Linked DNA regions of Homo sapiens: region 2 is linked to region 1. The links are chromatin loops, found by intact Hi-C in ENCODE. Cell type or tissue: ovary. All regions are shown on one strand. Links, peaks and the distances in the headings refer to the core of each region. The heading gives the core; the rest is flanking DNA.

Evidence for each region. Hi-C counts contacts between places; a loop is a spot of excess contacts. Peaks named below come from ENCODE experiments on the same cell type or tissue, not always from the same donor. Only the 100,000 strongest peaks of a DNase experiment are listed, where the experiment ranks them.
Region 2: a loop joins it to region 1, with 5 times the contacts of the local background. A loop is called at or near these places in 2 of 110 quality-filtered maps.

Annotation. Positions count from the first base shown.
Region 1 is chr17:76,836,413-76,844,805 of GRCh38, reverse strand. No RefSeq gene overlaps it. Among named protein-coding and RNA genes, the nearest start is that of LINC00868, 16 kb to the left of the region's middle. RefSeq lists enhancers at 1-467, 2,999-3,515, 4,770-4,819, 4,930-4,989, 5,240-5,289 and 1 more and a silencer at 5,003-5,198. In ovary, for the core only: no CTCF peak of the experiment used is centred there; a DNase peak (open chromatin) is centred at 4,911; H3K4me3 peaks cover 403 bases.
Region 2 is chr17:76,752,971-76,761,203 of GRCh38, reverse strand. MFSD11 (major facilitator superfamily domain containing 11) reads right to left here. Exons shown (of 13, transcript NM_001242532.5): 8 at 7,117-7,157. It also overlaps the pseudogene RNU6-97P. Among named protein-coding and RNA genes, the nearest start is that of MFSD11, 19 kb to the right of the region's middle. RefSeq lists enhancers at 4,606-5,105, 5,106-5,607. In ovary, for the core only: no CTCF peak of the experiment used is centred there; no DNase peak of the experiment used is centred there.

The DNA.
Region 1 (8,393 bases), core at 323-8,322:
GGTCCAGCAGGGCTGTACTGTCTGCTGTTTGGGGACCACCAGCCATTCTTCACTGTTAAGACAGGAGCACCCCACAGCAGCCTGACCACATCCCCCACTCCAGGCCATCCCTGCTCATGTCATGGCCCTTTTCCAGGGCTGTGATTCCAATCTGTCCCGCAGGGGGTCTTCCTGGTGACTTGTCTCCATATCCGTCCCCCTTCTCTCTTCCCCAGAATACGTTCAGTCATCAGTGATTCCTCCTAACAGCAAATCTCCCGGGCCTGGGGCCTGTCAAAGAGGAGCCCCACCTGCCTCTGGTCTTGGTCCACAATGCATTTAGGGCATCACGATTTTGCAGTGACCTTCAGAAGGTCTCTACAATAAGAGTGCCTAGCAGGCACGACTGTGACCATGGAGGTTATGGCAAGAGTATGACTCAGAGTTCCAGAGGGGCCGGGAGTCATCAGAAGCTCTGCACAAGCTCCACTCCTGCCTCTGGCATCACAGAACAGATGATCTGGGGACAGGCACACTCCAGGAAACACAAGCTGAACTCAGCTGCTCCTGCCCTGATGGGACACCTATTGATTTTCTGAGATCCTTGTAGAAATGGTGCACTGTGTGCTCTGTGGGCTGGGGAAGGGGTGTAAGCTTAATCGCTAAGCCTGACCAGTCTCTCCTGTTTGAACACACACAAGCACACAGACACGTTCCCATGTGCACACCTGGCACCTGCATGGGTCGACTGGCTGTGATGCAACTGAGTCCCCTTCCCCAGGAGGCCACCAGATGTCCCCACCTCCAGGGTCAGGCCAGCAAAGGGGCCCACCTTCATTTGACCACCCCGACTGCTGGTCCTGGAGCTGGGTTCCTGGAGGGGCTTCCTCAGAGGCAGAAGTGCTTCCTGCCTCCCAGACAGCAGCCACATGGCTCCCTCACAGCCGAGGATGCTAAAGAGCCACAGACCATGTGCCTCAACCAGCAGAAATCTATTATTTCACAATTTTTCTTTTCTTCTTTTAGAAACAGAGTCTCGCTCTGTTGCTCAGGCTGGAGTGCAGTGGTGCAATCACGGCTCACTGCAGCCTCAATCTCCTGATCTCAAGCTATCCTCCCTCCTCAGCATCCGGAGTAGCTGGGACCACAGGTGCATGCCACCATGCCCAACTAATTTGTTTTTTTTTAAAAGATGGGGTCTCAGCTGGGTGTGGTGGCTCATGCCTGTAATCCCACACTTTGGGAGGCTCAGGCTGGTGGATCATCTGAGGTCAGGAGTTCGAGAACAGCCTGACCAACAGGCTGAAACCCTGTCTCTACTAAAAATACAAAAATTAGCCGGGTGTGGTGGCGCACACCTGTAGTCTCAGCTACCTGGGAGTCTGAGGCAGGAGAATCGTTTGAACCCAGGAGGTGGAGGTTGCAGTGAGCCAAGATCATGCCACTGCACTCTGCCTGAGCGACGGCGAGACTCTGTCTCAAAAAAAAAAAAAAAAAAGATGGGGTCTCACTATGTTGCCCAGGTTGGTCTCAAACTCCTGGCCTCAAATGATCCTTCTACCTTGGCCTCCAAAAGTGCTGGGATTACAGGCAAGAACCACCTAGCCCAGCAATTTTTCCACAATTCTGAAACCTAGAAGTCCAAGTTCAAGGTGTTAGCAGGGTTGGGTTTTTGTTCACGCCTCCTACGTTGGCTTGCATGACCTTCACCTGGTCTTCCCTGTGTCTGTGTCCCTCTTCTTGTAAGGACACCCATCATGTTGGATAGGGCCCATTTTCACTTAATTTTTATTTTATTTTGAGACGGAGTTTCACTCTTGTCGCCCAGGCTGGAGTGCAGTGGTGCAATCTCGGCTCACTGCAACCTCCGCCTCCCAGGTTCAAGCGATTATCTTGCCTCAGCCTCCCAAGTAGCTGGGATTACAGGTGCCACCACCATGCCCGGCTAATTTTGTATTTTTACTAGAGACGGAGTTTCAACTGTTGGCCAGGCTGGTCTCAAACTCCTGACCTCAGGTGATCCACCTGCCTTGGCCTCCCAAAGTGCTGGGATTACAGGCATGAGCCACTGCACCTAACCTAATTACCTCTTTTTTCTTTTTTTTTGAGATGGAGTAGCCCTCTGTTGCCCAGGCTGCAGTGCAGTGGTGTGTGATCTCAGCTCACTGCAACCTCCACCTCCTGGGTTCAAGCGATTCTCCTGCCTCCCGAGTAGCTGGGATTACAGGCACATGCCACCATGCCTGGCTAATTTCTGTATTTTTAGTAGAGACAGAGTTTCACCATGTTGGCCAGGCTTGTCTTGAACTGATACCCCCACCTCAGCCTCCCAAAGTGCTGAGATTACAGGTGTGAGCCACAGTGCCTGGCCCTAATTACCTCTTTAAAGACCCTGTCTCCAATGGTCACATTCTGAGCTACAGGGTTTGGGGTTCTAACATACGAATTTGGTGAGATGAATGCAATTCAGCTCTTAAAAGGTGCCCACTCAGAGAACTGCCACCCAGCAGCAAAAGGGTTAAAGGCAGAAGCCGGGTAGGGGTGGAGAGCTGGGGGGAGTGTGTGTCTGCATTAAGTAGATTAAGTGGGAGGGACTGCTCCAAGCCTCAGCTATAATTAGAGAAATTAAAGTCCCGGCTGGAAAGAGCAGGAGCTCTCCTGCCTTATCATTAATGGGGAGTGTGCTGGTGCTCCGGGGAAGTTTGGGTTTGCGGCTGCTGGGACCTGTAATAAGGGGAGGAAGTGAGCTGACTCCAGCCAAGGTGCTTGGTGCATGGCTCAGAATAGACCTGGGTATGCATGAGACCATCCTAAGGTCTCTGGGAGCCCAGCCTGCAAGCCTCCAGGTTCCCCCAGCCAAAGCCCACCCCAAGTGATCCCCCCACCCTCTACCAGAGGAGCACTGGCCGGTCCAGCTCCGACTGGTCAGGGCACTCGGCCCCTCTCCCCACGAACAGCGCAATTTGCTGCCTGAGCTACAAGAGGTGTTTGTTTGAAACATGAAGGTACTGAAGGACTGATCCAGGTGCCCTGGACCCACTGGGTACAAGGGGAAACTAGTCCCTTCCGGAGGACGCTGCTGGAGGGGGTGGGGTCAGGTCCAGTAAGGAGCAGAGTGGAACCCCCTTGCGTGGCTGCATCAGAGGCCACCCAGGGGCCACAGCATGGGCAGTCACAACTCCAGCGTGGGGGTAGTGATGACTTCCCTTGCTCAGGAATTCCAGCTTTTGTCTTCCTTCTACCCTTCACCCAAAAGACCGGAACCGGGGGAGAAAAAAAGGGAGTGTCCTGGGGCAAAGGGAGACACAGCCCTCCACAGACATGGGTGGGTGGGGGGAACAAAAGGAGAGAGAGAGGGGGAGAGACTGAGAGGCAGAGAGAGAGAGAGAAAGGGAGGGAGAGGCAAAGAGAGAGGGAGAGACAGAGAGGTGGGGTGGGGGGAGGGAGAGACAGAGAGGCAGAGAAAGAGGGAGAGAGAGACAGAGAGGGAGAAAGAGAGGGAGAGATAGAGAGGGATAGAGAGGCAGAGAGAGAGAGGGAGAGAGAGGGAGAGACAGAGATGCAGAGAGAGAGGGAGGGAGAGGCAAAGAGGGAGAGACAGAGAGGCAGAGAGAGGTGGGGGGAGGGAGAGAGAGGCAGAGAGAGAGAGGAAAAGAGAGAGGGAGAAAGAGGGAGAGACAGAGAGGCGGAGAGAGAGAGAGAGGAAAGAGAGGCAGAGAGAGATAGAGACAGAGAGGGAGAGAGAGACAGGGAGAGGGACAGAGAGAGAGAGGGAGGGACAGAGAGAGAGAGGGAGGGACAGAGAGGCAGAGAAAGAGAGGCAGAGAGAGAGAGAGAGAAGCAGAGAGTGGGAGAGACAGAGAGGCAGAGAGAGAGTCGGGGGAGAAACAGAGGGAGAGAGGAGAAAAGAGACAGAAATAGAGAGAGACAGAGAGGGAACAAGAGGGCGGGGAGAGGAGAGAAAGAGACTGACTGAGGGAACAGAGGGAGTCAGGGAGAGAAAGAGGGAGAAAAGGAGAGAGAGGAAGAGACAGGTGGGGAGAGAGGGAGGTAGAAAAGAAGAGAGGGAGGAAGGGACAGAGAGCTTGGCTCAGGGAGGCCAACAAGACTGTTTTACCAGGAACACAGTGATGAGAACAGAGCTCTGGTCTGGAGGGGCTGATGCTCCCTGTGGAAGTCCAGCTCTGGTCTGGAGGGGCTGCGTGCTCTCTACAAGGAAGACGACGTGCTGTGCTAGTGAGTGTTGGGACAAGACCTCTTTGAGGAGGTAACACTGAATTCAGACTGGAGTGAGGAGGAGACACAAAGGTGCCAGGGAGGTAGTTCCAAGCAGCAAATGCAGGAGCCCTGGGAGGGGTCAGCACTGGGCAACTAGAAGGGGAAGGAGGAGATGGGGTGGGAGGGCTGGGCAGGCCAGACCACAGAGCAGCTGGGATGGATTCTGGTTGCAGTTAGGGGTGCAGGGAGCGAGGTGCTGGGATTTGTGCTGTAGCCGGGTCACTCTGGCTGCTGGGCTGGGGGACACGGGACAGGAGTGGGGAGGCAGAGAGCTGGGAGGGCCAGCCTGATCCGGAGTGGGCTGAGGCAGTGGGGGTGGAGGGAAGTGTAGGTTGGGATATGTCTGGAGGGACGAGCCCAGGTGACTGGCTCAGGGCAGGAGAAAGAAGGAAACAAATGCAACTCCTGAATCTGGAGGCTGAGCAGTGGCAGGTGCCGTTCTCTGCGATGGGGAAGGTGGGATCAGAGAATTTTCACGTGCTCAATCCATGTGCCTATGAGGCACCCAGGAGAGGTGTCAAGAAGAGATGGATCTCATGGGGGCTCAGGGGAGGTGTCAGCGCAGGGAACAGAAATGCAGAAGACAGCGGCAGATGCTCTACAAAGGCACGGCACAGGTATTAACAGCCTCCTAGGAGGCGCTGTCCAACACCGCAGCCAGCAGCCAGCAGCCACTGTGGCTATTTACATTTAAATTCATTAAAATGAAACTAAAAGGAAACCTCAGGCCGGATGCAGTGGCTCAAGCCTGTAATCCCAGCACTTTGAGAGGCCGAGGTGGGTGGATCATCTGAGGTCAGGAGTTAGAGACCAGCCTGGCCAACATGGTGAAACTGTCTCTACTAAAAATACAAAAATTAGCTGGACATGGTGGCATGCACCTGTAATCCCAGCTACTCAGGAGGCTGGGGCAGGGGAGAATTGCTTGAACCCAGGAGGCAGAGGTAGCAGTGAGCCGAGATCATACCACTACACTACAGCCTGGGTGACAGAGGGAGACACTCCATCTCAAAAAAAAAAAAAAGAAAGGAAAAAAAAGGAAACCGGTTTCTCAGTCACACTGACCACCTTGCACGTGGCTCATGGCTACTGTGTTGCACAGCACAGAGAGAACATCTCCAACATGGCAGAAAAATCTGTTGGGGCCGGGCATGGTGGCTCACGCCTATAATCCCAACACGTTGGGAGGCGGAGGCAGGCAGATCACTTCAGCCCAAGAGTTTGAGACCAGCCTGGGCAACATACTGAGACCCCCATCTCTACAAAAAATAAAAAATTAGCCCAACACAGTGGTGCATGCTTGCAGTCCCAGCTGCTCAGGAGGTTGAGGCATCAGTGAGCAGTAACTGTGCCACCGCACTCCAGCCTGGATGACAGAGCAAGACCCTGTCTCAAAAACAAAAAAAAAAGCACCTCTGTTGGACCATGCTAAGATAGAAAAGACAGCCAAGAGCTGAGCCAGGCACAGGCCAGCATTGAGTGCTCAGAAACGACACCTGAAAAATGTGCTGTCTGGGGGGCCTGGAGCTGAGAGGTGACGTCGCTCATCAGAGACCTTGTCAAAGGCCAGTTCAGTGAAGAGCGGAGAGGACTGAAGTGAGCGGAGGGGAGGAAGTGTAGACCATGAGAGGAAAGAAATAAGCATCAGGCCGGGCGCTGTGGCTCATGCCTGTAATCCCAGCACTTTGGGAGGCTAAGGCAGGCAGATCAAGAGGTCAGGAGTTCGAGACCAGCCTGGCCAACATGCGAAACCCCGTCTCTAGTAAAAATACAAAAATTATCCAGGTGCAGTGGCGCGTACCTGTAGTCCCAGCCCCTCGGCGCAGGAAAATCACTTGAACCCAGGAGGTGGAGGTTGCAGTAAGCCGAGATGGTGCCACTGCAGTCCAGTCTGGGCAACAGAGCAAGACTCTGTCTCGAAGGGAAAAAAAAAAAAAAAGAAGCATCAGCTCAAGGGTGGTCACCTAGGACGTGTCATCATCACAGGAGGAAGGACTGGAGTCTTCAGGCCTCTATGCCATTGACTGTTCACGGCCTGGCTGACCCCTTTCTCAGGATGTCCTACAACAGCCGGAGCCCAGAGGACAGAGCCCAGGCTGAGAGTCAGCAAGCGGAGGGAGCACTCTGCCCTGAAGCCTGGGCTCACTCCCTGCACTGTGAGTTAAAGATGGCACTGAGCTGTCTTTCTGCTTATTCTAGATCCAGTTTCACTGGCGCTGGCCATGTCCAAGGCCAGGCCCTGAGCTCACCAGCTGAAATGGAACCTGTCTCAGGGGGTCCAGGCCAGCAGAGCCATTTCAACAGGGTCAAGCCTTCTCAGCCCAGAGCAGACCCCAGAAGCAAAGGGCTCCCACTCCAGGGCCCTGTGACAAGGCTCTGAGCCACTTCCTTCCACCGTGTGCTCAGGGCGAAGGTGGACAGCCCCAGACAGGGCCCGGGCATTCTTTGGGTGGCCTCCTACGTCTTTCCTCTGTGCCCCTTCCCTGCTGTCTCTTTGTGTGTCTGAATTTCCTCTTCTTTTCTTTCCTTTTTTTTTTTTTGAAACAGAATCTCACTCTGTTGCCCAGGCTGGAGAGTAGTGGCGTGATCTCAGCTCACTGGAAACTCCGCCTCCCAGGTTCAAGCAATTCTGTCTCAGCCTCTCGAGTATCTGGGATTACAGGCACGTGCCACCACGCCCGGCTAATTTTTGTATTTTTAGTAGAGACGGGGTTTCACCATGTTGGCCACGCTGGTCTGGAACTCCTGACCTCAGGTGATCCACCCACCTCGGCCTCCCAAAGTGCTGGGATTACAGGCGTGAGCCACCATGCCTGGCCTGAATTTCCTCTTTTTATAAGGACACCAGTGAGACTGGATTATTGCCCGCTGAGCCTCATTTTAACTTAATCACCTCTTTAAAGGCCGCATCTTTAAATACACTCACATTCTGAAGTACAGGGGTTAGGGATTCACTATGAGTTAGTTTTTTTTTTAAGAGATGAGATTTTACTATGTTGGCCAGGCTGGCCTCAAACTCTTGTGCTCAGGCGATCCTCCCACTCAGCCTCCTGAGTAGCTGGGACTACAGGTGCATACCACCAGGCCCAACTTTCATCATGAATTTTTTTTTGAGAGAGGCAAATCAGCCCCTCACACACAACCTCAGGTCCTATTCCAGGACACTGTCAGAATGTGAAGAGATAAAAAGGCACAAGCCCCCTTCCCCACTTGGCCTGGCTCTGTCTGAGCTCTGGGTTCAAATCCTGCTTTAGAATATAAAACTGCACAGACAATACGACTCAGGTTATGGAAATTAAATATGAAGACAAAGCAAATATTCTAAAAGATTAAATGGCAGGCTTATATGGGCAGATTAAATTTTTTCATTTTCCATTTTTTTGTATAGTATGTATTAACTGTTTTTTTGTTTTTTGAGACGGAGTCTCGCTCTGTCACCAGGCTGGAGTGCAGTGGCACGATCTTGGCTCACTGCAAGCTCCGCCTCCTGGGTTCACACCATTCTCCTGCCTCAGCCTCCTGAGTAGCTGGGACTACAGGCGCCCGCCACCACGCCCGGCTAATTTTTTGTATTTTTAGTAGAGACGGGGTTTCACAGCGTTAGCCAGGATGGCCTCCATCTCCTGACCTCGTGATCTGCCCACCTCGGCCTCCCAAAGTGCTGGGATTACAGGCATGAGCCACCGTGCCCAGCCCTAACTGTTGTTTTTAACAAAGAAATGTTTTTAAAAATCCCAATTCAGCTGCTTACTGTAAAATCATGGACAAATTATTTTTTTTTTTTGAGACAGATTCTCACTCTGTACCCCAGGCTGGAGTGCAGTGGCACAATCTTGGCTCCCTGCAACCTCCACCTCTGGGGCTCAAGCCATTCTCCTGCCTCAGCCTCCCAAGTAGCTGGGATTACAGGCATGCGTCACCATGCCCGGCTAATTTTTGTATTTTTAGTAGAGACGGGGGCTTCACCACGTTGGCCGGGCTGGTCTGGCCTCAAGTAATCCGCCCACCTCAGCCTCCCAAAGTGCTGGGATTACAGGCGTGAGCCACTGCACCCGGCCAAGACATGCTTTTTAAATCCCAACTCAGCTGCTTAATGTAAAATCCAGGACAAATTCCTTCTGAAAGGTTTCCCTTCT
Region 2 (8,233 bases), core at 1-8,000, 83 kb after region 1:
GATGGAGTCTTGCTCTTGTCACCCAGGCTGCAGCACAACAGCACGATCTCGGCTCACTGCAATCTCTGTCTCCCAGGTTCAAGCAATTCTCCCGCCTCAGCCTCCTGAGTAGTTGGGATTACAGGCACTCACCACCGTGTGCGGCTAATTTTTGTTATTTTTAGTAGAGATGGGGTTTTGCCATGTTGGCTAGGCTGGTCTCGAACTCCTGACCTCATGATCCGCCCACCTCGGCCTCTCAAAGTGCTGGGATTACAGGCATGAGCCACTGCGCCCGGCCAGCAATGTAGTCTTATGCATATAATTACCTGTCCCCCCGCCCATAATATTGAGAATTATGTTTTATCTTTTGAAATCCGATAGAAACTGCTCCTGGCCAGGCACAGTGGCTCACGCCTATAACCCAGAACTTTGGGAGGCGAAGGTGAACAGATCACCTGAGGTCAGGAGTTCAAGACTAGCCTGGCCAACATAACAAAACCCCACTTCTACTAAAAATACAAAAATTAGCCAGGTGTGGTGGCATTCACCTGTAATCCCAGCTACTCAGGAGCCTGAGGCAGGAGAATCCCTTGAACCCAAGAGGTGGAGGTTGCAGTGAGCCGAGATCGCGCCACTGCACTCCAGCCTGGGTGACAAGAGCGAAACTCCCGACACTCCGTTTAAAAAAAAAAAAGAAAGAAAACTGCTTCTAATTTGCACTTTACTTACACAGTTGACCCTTGAACAACATGGGTTTGAACTTCAGGGGTCCACTTCTGTGCGGACTTTCTTCTGCCTCTGCCAACCAAGACAGCAAGACCAACCCCCTCCCTCCTCCTCCTTCTCAATGTGATGATGAGGATGAAGATCCAGATGATCCACTTCCACTCAACAAACAGTAAATATAGTTTCTCTTCCTTACAATTTTCTTTTTTTTTTTTTTTGAGACAGAGTTTAGCTCTTTTGCCCAGGCTGGAGTGAAGTGGCATGGCTCACTGCAACCTCTGCCCCGCCACCACCCCCACCCCAGGGTTCAAGCAATTCTCCTGCCTCAGCCTCCCGAGGAGCTGGGATTATAGGCGCCAGCCACCACGCCTGGCTAATTTTTGTATTTTTAGTAGAGACGGAGTTTCGCCATGCTGGCCAGGCTGGTCTCGAACTCCTGACCTTAGGTGATCTGCCAGCCTCAGCCTCCCAAAGTGCTGAAATTACAGGAATGAGCCACCAGGCCCAGTCTCCTTACGATTTTCTTAATATTTTCTTTTCTCTAGCTGACTTTATTATAAGTCTACAGTATATAATACGTATAGAAAATATGTGTGGCTTATGCCTGTAATCCCAGCACTTTGGGAGGCCGGGTGGGTGGATCACTTGAGGTCAGGAGTTCAAAACCAGTCTGGCCAACATGGTGAAACTCCATCTCTACTAAAAATACAAAAAAAAAAAAAAAAAAAAAAAAAAAAAAGGCCGGTCACGGTGGCTCACACCTGTAATCCCAGCACTTTGGGAGGCCAAGGTAGGCAGATCACGAGATCAGGAGATCGAGACCATCCTGGTTAACACAGTGAAACCCCATCTCTAGCAAAAATACAAAAAAACATTAGCCAGGCATGGTGTTACATACCTGCAGTCCCTGCTACTCAGGAGGCTGAGGCAGGAGAATCGCTTAAACCTGCGGGGCGGAGGTTGCAGTGAGCTGAGATCGCGCCACTGCACTCCAGCCTGGGTGACAGAGCCAGACTCCATCTCAAAAAAAGAAAAATACAAAAAATTTAGCTAGGTGTGGTGTCAGGCACCTGTAATCCCAGCTACTCAGGGGATTGAGGCAGGAGAATCACTTGAACCCAGGAGGCGGAGATTGTAGTGAGCTGAGATAGAACCACTGCACTCCAGCCTGGGTGACAGAGTGCCAGTCCATCTCAAAAAAAAAAAGAAAAAGAAATATATTTTATTGTATTTTATTTTTTTGGGACAAGTTCTTGCTCTGTCACCCAGGCTGGAATGCAGTGGTGTGATCATAATTCTCTGCAGCCTCAATCTCCCAGGCTCAACTGATGCTCCTGCCTCAGCCCTCCAAGTATTAATAGCTGGGACGTGCCACCATTCCCAGCTAATTTTTATTTTATTTTTTTATTTTTAGTAGAGATAAGGTCTCACTATGTTGCTTAGGCTGGTCTCGAACTCCTGAGCTCAAGTTATCCTCCCAACTTTGGCCTCCCAAAGTGCTGGTATTACAGGTGTGAGCCACTGTGCCTGACTCAAAATTTGTGTTAATCAACTGTTTATGTTATCAGTAAGGCTTCCGGTGAACAGTGACCTTAGTTAAGTATTGAGGGAGTCAAAAGTTATATGTGTATTTTCAACTGTGTGTGGGGGGTAGGGGTGTGTGGAATGGAGTGTCCATGCCCCACGCTGTTCAAGGGTCAATTATACTTAAGTTGTAACAATTTTTTCCATATTTGTAAAATGCCTCTTTTCTACTGGAGTGTTTATACTTTTCTTATTGGTTCATAACAGCTCTTTATCACATATTGCAAATATTTTCCCCAGATTTTCCTTGCCGTTTCAAGTTTGTTAGGTTGTGTTGACTGAAGTTTTACATTTATTTTCTTCAATCACTTTTTTTTTTTTTTTTTTTTTGAGACCTGGTCTCGCTCTGTGCCCATGCTGGAGTGCAGTGGCGCCATCACTGTTTACTGCAGCCTTGACCTCCAGGGCCCAAGCAATCCTTCCACCTCAGCCTCCCAAGTAGCTGGGGCTGCAAGTGCATGCCCCAAAACCCAGCTAATTTTTGTACCTTTTGTAGAGAGAGAGGTGCATCATGTTGCCCAGACTACTCTCAAACTCCTGGGCTCAAGCAATCCCCCCATCACCTTGGCTTCCCAAAGTGCTGGTATTACAGGCATGAACCACTGTGCCCAGCCTCAATTACTTTTATAGTTTCATTTTTATATTTAACCTTTAATCTACTAAAAGTTTTAATATAAAGTGAAGTATGGATCTATATTATTTTTCTATGCAGTCAGCTATCTAACCTTGCTTAAGACCCACTTTTATTGTATCCTATATTCCTCTATGAGCATGGGCTTGATTCTAGACTTTGTTTTATTGGTCTTGCTATTCTGATGTTTGCAAATGAATCTGCAATAGGTTTTAGTGTTTACTAGGATAAGTCTCTTGCCTTCTTTGAGAACATTTTTTGTTTTTTTTTTGAGACACAGTCTCGCTCTGTCACCCAGGCTGGAGTACAGTGGTGCAATCTTGGCTCACTGCAACCTCCGCCTCTTGGGTTCAAGCAATTCTCTGCCTCAGCCTCCCAAATAGCTGAGATTACAGGCACCCACCACCATGCCTGGCTAATTTTTTTGTATTTTTAGTAGAGACAGGGTTTCACCATCCTGGCCAGGTTGGTCTTGAACTCCTGACCTCGTGATCCACCTGCCTTGACCTCCCAAAGTACTGGGATTACAGGCATGAGCCACCGTGCCCGGCCTGAGAACATTTTCTTGGCTGTTTTCAGACATTCATCCTAGTAGAAGAACTTTAGCATTGTTTCCTCAAGATCAAAAAATCAATGTTTAAAAACTTTACGAACATATTTTAGAAGCACACTAAACGTATAAATTCAGTCTGGGAAGTAAGTGATTTTAGATAGTATGTAGGAACCTTCTCTGTACAACATTCATCACAGCCCCAACCACAGGAATGTCATGATTAATTAATAAATGAAGCACTGGCCACACACAGGCCACATGAAGCCTTGCCATTCATTCTCCCTCTCTCCCTATGCCTCTGGCTCCCTTGCCACCTCACGACTTCCTGTTGTGCCCCAATTGCCCAGGAACTGGCCCCTGAGTCTACTTTCCCTGCAGCACCCTACGTGCCATACCTTCTCCCTCTTCAAACCTGACAGCCCAATATCCTATGATAAATCAATCCTATCAAGTAACTGACAAGCTCCGTAATGCAAAGCATGTGGCCCAAAATGTGTCAGTGCCTCCTTTTACAGACAGAGTTGAGGCAAAGTCTGTCCAACTGTCTAGGTGAGATGTCCTGAATCTGGTTAACATTAACAGACAGCCAGAGGGGGATCTATGATGGAGCAGCTTCACCATGGCTGGGGACACCATCCCATAAGCCAGGTCATCTACCTCCCTTTAACGACTCCGATCTCACCAAGTAAGCCAATGTGGCTTTCTAGCCTGCTGACAACAAGAAGGAAATATCCATGAAAGGGCTCACTAAGAAATGTCAAGTGCCATCAAAAATGGTTAAATTGCCATTTCTATGAGTTTAGCTTGAGTCCTTTTCCCCTCTGGCCTCTGTGATCAATAATGGGTATTCTTTTTTTTTTTTTTTTCTGAGATGGAGTCTCACTCTGTCGCCCAGGCTGGAGTGCAGTGGCGCAATCTCGGCTCACTGCAACCTCCGCCTCCTAGGCTCAAGCAATTCTCCAGCCTCAGCCTCCTGAGTAGCTGGGATTACAGGCATCCGCCACCATGCCTGGCTAATTTTTGTATTTTCAGTAGAGATGGGTTTCACCATGTTGGCCAGGCTGGTCTTGAATGCCGGACCTCAAGTGATCCTCCCACCTCAGCCTCCCAAAGTGATGGCATTATAGGCATGAGCCACTGCACCCGGCCTAATAATGGGTATTCTGACAGACAAGTTTCTAGGCCTGCAAAGATGAAAGCCAAACTTTTGACAGTGATTGACCTCCTACCTTGCTAAGGGAGTCAGAGTATAATCCTTTTAATTATCACGTGTGGCTCAATTTATAATTATAAATGCATTCCCGAGCCAGGTGTGGTGGCTCACGCCTATAATCCCAGCACTCTGGGAGGCCGAGGCGGGTGGATCACTTGAGGTCAGGAGTTTGAGAACAGCCTGGCCAAAATGGAGAAACCCTGTCTCTACTAAAAAATGCAAAAATTAGCTGGGCGTGGTGGCACGTGCCTGTAGTCCCAGTTACTCAGTAGGCTGAGGCAGGAGAATCACTTGAATCCGGGAGGCAGAGGTTGCAGTGAGCCAAGATGGTGCCAGTGCACTCCAGCCTGGGCAACAGAGCATGACTCTGTTTCAAAAAAAAAAAAAAAAAATCTGGGTGCAGTGGCTCATGCCTGTAATCCCAGCAGTTTGGGAGGCCAAGGCGGGTGGATCACCTGAGGTCGGGAGTTTGAGACCAGCCTAACCAACGTGGAGAAATCCCATCTCTACTAAAAATACAAAAATTAGCCAGGTGTGGTGGCACATGCCAGTAATCCCAGCTACTTGGGAGGCTGAGGCAGGAGAATCGCTTGAACCCAGGAGGTGGAGGTTGTGGTGAGCTGAGATCGCACCATTGCATTCCAGCCTGGGCCACAAGAGCAAAACTCCATCTCAAAAAAAAAAAAAAAAAAAAAAAAAAAATATATATATATATATATATATGTATACACACACACACACACACGTACATATATACATATACACATATATATACATATATATACATATACACATATATATACACATATATATATGTAAAAAACTATGAATATATTCCTGAAACAATATACTACGTATAGAAGGCTCAGACTCCCATGCTCATAGACCTTTTCTAAAAAAACAAGCTACAGGCATTTCTGGCCAAGAGTTAACAAGCTTTGTGTCATCTGAGCCAGGCCATGGCTGATTAGATCAAGAATCTGCACTCCAGCCCAAGGCAACCTAGAAACTAATCATAAGTACTCAAGGGCCATAAGGGCCACATGTCATTAACGCCCTGTGGCCTACAATAGGCTTAATGAATATACATGGTCTCAAAAGGCTGCTCTCTTCTTGAGAATAACTGCCCCAGTCAGATTCCCTCTCCTGAGAAGACAAAGAAGCTGAGAGAGCCATAGGCAGAAGCAAAAGGGACTCACTGGAAGTTTCTGAAGGAAATTAAGAGAATCTGGCTCAAATCCCAATTCAGCCACCTACTAACTGGTTGATCTTGGGTAAATTATTTAATTTTTTTTTTTTTTTGAGACAGTCTCACAGCTGCCCAGGCTGGAGTGCAGTGGCGTGATATCAGCTCAGTGCAACCTCCACCTCCTGGGTTCAAGCAATTCTCTTGCCTCAGTCTCCCAAATAGCTGGGACCACAGGCGCCCGCCACCACACCCGACTAATTTTGTATTTTTAGTAGAGATGGGGTTTCGCCATGTTGGCCTGGCTGGTCTCAAACTCCTGACCTCAAGTGATCCACTCACCATGACCTCCCAAAGTGCTGGCATTACAGGTGTGAGCCACCATGCCTGGCCCTTAAATTATTTAATTTCTCTAAGCCTCAGTTTTCTGTTCTGTTAAACTGAGACAATGATAGGTGTGTATTATATAATACTCGTAGAATTGTGAGAATTACATAGAGTAAAAAACAAAGAATTCAGCAGAGTCTTTGGCCAGGAAGACTTCTCAATGCATGAACATGATTATTCTTACTACCTTCTGGGTCACTGGAGCTACTGCTTTGCTCCAAGAAGTAGCAAGCAATCTGCTCTTTTTTTTTTTTTTTTGAGATGGAGTCTCCCTCTGCCACCCAGGCTGAAGTGCAGTGGGGCAATCTCGGCTCACTACAACCTCCACCTCCCAGGTTCAAGCAATTCTCCTGCCTCAGCCTCCTGAGTAGCTGGGACTACAGGTGCATGCCACCACGCCCGGCAAATTTTTTATATTTTTAGTAGAGAAGAGGTTTCGCCATGTTGGCCAGGCTGGTCTTGAACTCCCGACCTCAGGTGATCCGCCTGCCTTGGACTCCCAAAGTGCTGAGATTACAGGCGCGAGTCACTGCGCGCAGCCACAATCTGCTCTTAATTACCCTGCAAAAATCCCAGGAAGACTCTCAACTTCAGGGAGAACCTGAGTGCTATGCAGCCTCTTTCCACTTCCCTCACACACCTGGGCAGGTGGGCAGTCATACCATCATCCATCCCTCACAACCCCCATGTTAGAGAGATGTTGATAAGGAAGATCAATATATTTCAGAGCAGCATACCTGGAAAAATGCAAACCCTGGGGTGTCATCAATCCAAAGTTACCAGGGAATAGGGGAAAGGCAAATGCCGAGTTGTTCCTGAACAGTTCTTGCATTTCAGATACAGAAAATACTTACTAAAAGCATCTACTGCCTTTGTCAGATTGTTCTGGGCAGACCTGAGAAAATAAAATGTAAAAAATAAGTTTTTTCTTTTTGAAAATAAAAGAACAAACATACGATCACATTTTCATTTACGTTCGTAAAAACCCTGTCCTATACCAGGTCTGAGATGCATTCCCAGTGACTCGAATGCTCCTTGCCTCAGGGTGTCCCTCATGGCCACACCCTCGCTTCAGGTTTTTAAAGTCCCACCTGGGCACCTCTCTATCAACTATTGGAAGACTATTCTTTCAGATTACACTTATTGTACATGTTTATGCACGTCTTTCTCAGAAATGATACTTCAGGCAGTACAGAAATACCTTCTATCCTGTTACTTTCACTTTCTTTCTTTCTTTCTTTTTTTTTTTTTTTTGAGACAGGGTCGCACTCCACCTCCCAGGCTGGAGTGCTGTGATGCAATCTCAGCTCACTGCAACCCCCACCTCGCAGGCTCAGGTGATCCTCCCACCAGCCATCCTCCCACCTCAGCCTCTTGAGTAGCTGGGATTACAGGTGGGTCCCACCACACCCAGATAATTTTTTGTAGTTTTGGTAGAGACGGGGTCTCACCATGTTGCCAGACTGGTCTTGAACTTCTGAGCTCAAGTGATCCACCTGCCTCAGCATCCTGAAGTGCTGGGATTCCAGGCATGAGCCACCACACCCGGCCTATCCTGTTACCTTCAAACTGAAAATAATCTGTGAGTACTCAATTTTCTACCGCCCTTACTATGAAAAATAAGTTCTTTGGCATTAAAACCCGTCAGAGACTTTTGTTATTTTCTGCATCCTGAGGTGGTTACTTTGGATGTGGTATCATGAAGGCTTTCTTGAAGTTAGCTTTCATTCATCTCCTTGCTGCTATGACTGTTTGGGTATCGAGAACCAAGAGACTTTGACAGGTACTGTACTCTCGATTGGCTTCACATCAAAATTCAAGCACTGACAGGTGACGACTGCTATGTGCTTTCTGATGAAGTGTTTTTGGGAACTGTAACCAACATGTGACAAGATTTTTTTTTTTTATGGAACAAGATTTTTTTTTTTAAATATGGAACACTTCACAAATTTGCATGTCATCCTTGCGCAG